Linked DNA regions of Mus musculus: region 2 is linked to region 1. A link is a loop called in an ENCODE intact Hi-C map of the cell type or tissue named here. Cell type or tissue: gastrocnemius. All regions are shown on one strand. Each heading gives the region's core, and the rest is flanking DNA. Links, peaks and the distances in the headings are about the cores only.

Evidence for each region. Peaks named below come from ENCODE experiments on the same cell type or tissue, not always from the same donor. Only the 100,000 strongest peaks of a DNase experiment are listed, where the experiment ranks them.
Region 2: it touches region 1 in a loop (2.5-fold over the local background); 4 of 42 quality-filtered maps call a loop at or near these places.

The regions. Positions count from the first base shown.
Region 1 is chr13:91,222,840-91,225,753 of GRCm38, forward strand. It overlaps Atg10 (autophagy related 10), which reads right to left and starts at 1,148. Exons shown (of 8, transcript NM_025770.3): 1 at 1,100-1,148. In gastrocnemius, for the core only: no CTCF peak of the experiment used is centred there; a DNase peak (open chromatin) is centred at 1,190; H3K4me3 peaks cover 1,546 bases; H3K27ac peaks cover 2,073 bases.
Region 2 is chr13:90,928,736-90,931,649 of GRCm38, forward strand. It overlaps Gm46434 (a long non-coding RNA gene), which reads right to left. Exons shown (of 2, transcript XR_001781017.1): 1 at 2,292-2,914; 2 at 1,175-2,086. Among named protein-coding and RNA genes, the nearest start is that of Gm46434, 1.5 kb to the right of the region's middle. In gastrocnemius, for the core only: a CTCF peak has its summit at 1,297 (motif pointing right); a DNase peak (open chromatin) is centred at 1,305; H3K27ac peaks cover 344 bases.

The sequences.
Region 1 (2,914 bases), core at 190-2,689:
GTATAGCCCATTGCCCCACACTTGGGTGAGAGGGATAGGCCATCAAGCTCAGGCATGACGTCTTTAAAACTGCTCTGTGAGACTTTTAACTCCCTTGTTGCTCTGAATTTTTTTTTTTCTGCTAAGTTTTTCATTCTGTGTCATTTTTTCCTGTCAATATCGGACACTTTGGAAGCAATGAGGAGCAATGGTACCTGGAATCCTAAAATAGACTTGAGTCCTGCACAGGGTCTGTGTTCTCCAACCCTAACCATCATAAATGTTCACTTTCATCACCACAGTGGGGGCCACTGTCACATTATAATGACCCAAAGTAAGCCTTTGGAAAAGAACTATTGCACTTAGAAAGAGGAAGCCAATTGTCAAAGAGAACTTAAAACATGAACACAAGCACTGGAGGGAAGCTGATGGCCCCTGTAACCTGAGATGGGGGTCTATAAACTCAGCTTCTCTGAGGAGAGGCTGAGGCAAGAGGCTCAAGATAGGTAAAACAGGCATGAGAGTGCCCACTAGGAATCCCAACACTTGTGTGACAGAGGCAGGGTTGTTTAGAGTTCCAGGCCAGCGTGGGCTACATAGTACAAATCTCTCTCAAAAACAAACCCAAGACTGTTCTGGTTGGTTTGTTTTGTTTTGTTTTGTTTTTTCCTTACAGTTGGAAACAATTTACATCTTGCCGAAAACATGTAACTGCAGAAAATGGGGCTCCATTTTGATTCTGAAACCCTGGGCTTTACTACCAAGATTTTCATAATTATCACTATAGATGCAAGTATGGCTTCTATAAATCAGTTAACTAGTCCTTTATCTCCGCCCCCCTCCCCCACCTTCCCGGTTTTATAGATTATGGGGGGAGGAGGTTGTGTTGGCTGCAAATCTGAAAAGCCTGCCAGTCACTTAACTTCCTTTGTTTCAAGGTCACGTGAGCACATTCCTAGCACAAGGTGGAAAGGTCGCCTGGGCGGCCCGCGCCCACCTCCCAGGCCTGTTACTGGCTGGCCGATCCTCCACCCTTCTCAGGTCCCAGGAGGCGGGCGAGGGCTGCAGGCAGCGGCGGAGGTACCGCCGTGGTTAGGTCGCCGAGGTTAGGTGTACTCACCCCGCTCGCTCGCCCTGACCTGGAGCCGGCGGCGCGCACGGGGCGGAGCGGGGAGGGACGGGGCGGGGCCGGGACCGCAGGAGCGACACGGCAGCGGAGGAGCTCTGCCCGCGCTGCGGTGAGCATGCGCAGTGGGGCTGCACGGTGACGTCCGGGCGAGACCTTCCTGCAACCCGGGCGCCAGCAGCCTTCACTTTCCCGGAGCCTAACCCGCTTGGTGCTCTCGGCCAGGCAGGGGCAACCCCGAGCCAGGGTATCTGCACTCCCTTCCCCACACGCAGTCATTCTAGACGCCTGGCTATAAACAGGGGACTCGTGACAAGTAGAGTGCGAGCCAGGATGAGGGCCGCGAGCATCCCCAAGAGCCTAGAGAGCAGTACCAGCTAAATGAGGTGGTCACTGCCACCCATTTAAGGCTGGGGCGAGAAGTTAGGAATTCGAATGCTAGTAACTGTATCATTTGCAGCACAAAAATCAGAAAATACCAATCAGTAAAATGAAACCAAGAGGCAATGGTAGGGCCAAGGAAAATACCAGAAGATGTAGGAGTCTTAGGGGTTATGGGGACCGATAGAATATCTCAGGAAAAGCATGTCTGGTCCTTTAAACAGTACAGTATTTCTTAGAAAAGAAACAGGCAAAATGAAACTGCTGTCTTCAAATGTGAAAAGGGAAATTTTGGTCTTGAGCAAGTAGTGTAAGATTACCATGTTAAGTAGCTAATAAATTCCTGGGACTCTAGGTAATGGTTTTGCAATTTCCTGTAAGTCCATATTGTTTCGAAATAAAAGGTTAACAGTGTGTGTGTGTATGTGTTCTGAGTTTGTTTTATAATTGGACAGAACATAGATCTGTAGTGACCACTGGCAAAAGATGGGGAAGGGGCTAACTTTAAAAGGGGCTTAGAAGTTAGAAGGATGGTAGAAGGATGGTAGTTTCTGATTGTTGGTTTTATTGATGATTAAACCACTATTTTGTTTGTCAAAACAAAAACCAAAAAAAGTGACATTTTGCCACACACAAAATAGTTTTAAAACAGTTTTGTAAAAATGAACTTTAACTTTTTTGAGCAACTATTAATTAATTGGTAGCACCTAATTTAATTTATTTTTTAATTAGAAGGAATCTGTAGCCTAGGCTAGCCTGGAACTGTAAATACTTCTACATCTAAGTGTTAGGATTAAAGCTTGGAACATCTTAACCTGCTTCTATTTGACGTGTTAGTTTGTTTTGAAGGATAAGAAGTTATTTGTAGGGTATGGCAGCTCATGCTTATAACCCCAGCACTCAGTGAAGTAATAGGGGGTGGTGGCAAGAGGAATTCAAGGCCAATCTGGGCTATAGAGGAAATTCTAGAGCAGCCAAGTCTGCTTTATTATTTTCTAAAAATAAAGTAAAAATTACCAAAAAAAAAAAAAACCTGCCCATGTAAAAATAAGAATCATTAATTTACCATACTATTGTACTCAAAATTTTAGAATACGTACCACAAATTATACCACATTAGCTTAAGCCCGGCATTCTATACCAGAGCCAGTTTCAAATGACATGATTCACCTATGGTAGACAAAAAAATAGGATGTAAGTCACGTCACCTCAGTGCATTTCCCTGTACCACGGTTCTAGTCGGTGTTTGCACACAGCATGGTAAAGTTCCTGAGGGCGTGGTTTCTAGCATCCTTAGATTCATATAAGACTCCAAATGAGTAGTCATTGAATAAAACAATGAAGCAATCACAAAATAAGAGGAGGAAAGCTCAAATGAACTAGCGACTACGACTGCTTACCCGTCATATTTGAATATTCTGCCTCAGC
Region 2 (2,914 bases), core at 89-2,588, 290 kb before region 1:
TAAGCCAGCCCCAGTTGAATGCTTTCTTCTATAAGAGTTGCTATGGTCATGGTGGTCTCTTCACAGCAACAGAACCTAGACCAAGATAGTTCCACCTTAACACCCTCAACACTACCACATTAGGAACCAATTTCTTCCCAGCCCCTGAATAACCCTGTGGGGAACAGACCATGTCACCGATCCTTCCTATGGAACCTGTAAACTGCACCTGTCCATTTTGCTTTGGTTGTATTTGCTGGCTTGATTACAGCCTTTGGCCCAAAGACTCTGGTAAATTTACAATCCAACATGGGTTTGAAGCCCACCATCAGGGATAAAGGAAGAGGTCAAAACTCCAAAGTTTAGGGATTGCAATGTTCAACGATTGAAAATGGAGCAAAAAAAAATTTAATAATCAATGGACAAGGTCAAAGAAAAATGTCTGTATCCATAGAAAGAAATGCCACAATGTTTATAATTTGCGTTAAGGACCTGGAACAAGTGAAGAACTAGATGAAGCACACACACCACCATCTAGGTGTGCTCATTCTGGCTTTTAGGTATGGGAGGGATCACACCAGTCTCCATTTGTATGCTTTAAAAGTTCCATAATTTAGAATTTTCCATACATTCTGACTGGGTAGCCACAACACTAGCCGTACAAGAACATCTGTATAGCTGCAGAGTATGTGGACCATCAGTAAAATAAAGACCTGGGGACAGTCAAGTGACAACTGCCGGTAGTACATTTATTTATGTTCTTTGCTTGAGGTAGAGTTTTGATAGCTGGGCCTACCTGGCTTGGCAGTCATTATGTAGCCCAGTGTGCCCTTGGACTCATGGCAATCCTTCTGCCTCAGCCTCTTAAGTGCTGGGATTATAGGCACTGGTAGCCTCACCTTTGTAGATTAAAAACTCACTGACTGTGTCCTAATGGCTACTTTTTTAATGTTATCGTCCTTCAGCCTCTGAACAAATTTCTCTCCATTCTATAAGCCTACATCCTCTGGCTCTGTAATTACCGATGAAATTCAAGTCTGCAACAGATACTCATTGAGTGTGCTTCACCAAACACTACAGATCTGTTTAACGGTGGTTTCCTGTTAACACGTCTCGCTGCCTTTGCTAGCATTCTTCTTTGTAACTAGGAATGGCTTCAGGACATATAACACTTTTAAAGAAATCCAAGAAAGTGTCACAGAGCTAAAGGTTTATTATCATATCGATTGATTTGAACACAGAACACATGTGGGGTTGGGCTCAGTTTTAATACTTTACAAAAAGAGGACTAACTCTGAAGGCACGGGCAACAAGACCACTAGATGTCGCTGCTGACAACATCAAAGGAAAAGCAAGGCCTGTGATACTGTTTTAAAGATCACGACCAAACTGAGGACTAAAAAGCAAAACCATTTATTGATACACCCTATAAAATCCTGAGGCAGAACATGAGCATGTTATCTTACACATGTAATCCAAGCACTCTGGAGGCTGAGGCAGGAGAATTACCACGGTTTTGAGGTCAGCCTAGGTTACACATAATTTTGAGGCCTCCTTGAGCTACAGTGTGAGACCCTGTATTAAAAACAAAAAGTTAGATGTAAAGTAAAATAAAATCATGTTACAGTCCACAGACCCCGAGAGGCTAAGTAACAAGGAGGATTCAAGGGGGTCGGAAAGGAACGAAAGGATTTCCCTGGGAAGGGGAAATAGAACAGATTTCACAGGATGACTGGGTGTGGGAGGGGTTGGAAACAGGAGAGATGAAGGGGAGAAAATACTGGGGGACATTTTAGGGAGAGGTGGAAACCCAGTGCAATAAAAGCTCCATGGAATTTACCAGAGTAACCCTACCAAGACTCCAAGTAATGAAGGACACGGGGCCGGAACCAGCACTCTTCTGTAACCAGGCACGACCTCAAGAGGAGGGACAGGGAAACCAGTCCAGCCATACAACCTCTGACCTACAGTTTATTCTGCCTAGAGAGAGTTCTAGGACTCTGGAGCCTAGCGAATTCATCATCGAAGAGACCAGAGGGACTTCATCCAGCAACTGATGGCAGATGCAGAGTCCCAGACTCAAACATTAGGCTGAGCACAAGGAGTCCTGTGGAGAAGGAAAAGATTGGAGGAGCCAGAGAGGTCAGGGACACCAAGAGAACACAGCCCACAGATTCAGCTGATTAGGACTGATGGGTGCTCACAAAGCTCAGGGAGCCCGGTCTGTCAAAGGTCCTCTGCATATATGCTATGGCAGAGTAGCTTGATGTTCCTGCGGGAATCCTAAGAGTGAGAGCTGGGGCTGTCCCTACCTCTAGGGCCCCTTTCTTCCTACAGGGTTGTCTTGTCCAACTTTGATGTGCTTGGTCTCCTTGTAGCTTGTTAGGCCACGTTTGGTTGAAGTCTGCTCTTTTCTGAGGGGAGGCAGAGGGTGGAGGGAGTGAATCTCAGAGAGAAGAGGTGTGTGGGAGGGCACTGGGGGAAGGGGAAACTGTGGTCAAGATGTAATAAATGAGAGAAAACAAAACAGAAAACCAAACCCTCAAACCCAGAGGGGCAGTTTCAGACTAGTGTCCATGAGAATAGCCAAGGCTATGGGCATAAGAATATTTAACTACAGCCGAAGTCCTCCTGCGAAAGTGACATTAACTCACTGGCCAACAGAGTACCCAAGCCATGACATAGTCTTTGAAGTGGAAAGAACTAATGTGCCCGTTCACTTTTAGATCTCTGCTCCTTGAAGTTAGAAATCTGTCTGGATCACAAACCAGCTCATACCTACCCTACCTCCACAGACACATACATGTACATCCTATGAAGATTTTATACATATTTCTACACAGACTGCATGTACAGCCATGCTGCTGGAAGACAGCTCTGTCAGGTGACAAAACCACATACATGACTTAGCCTCATGTGCGGCAGGCCGTGCATC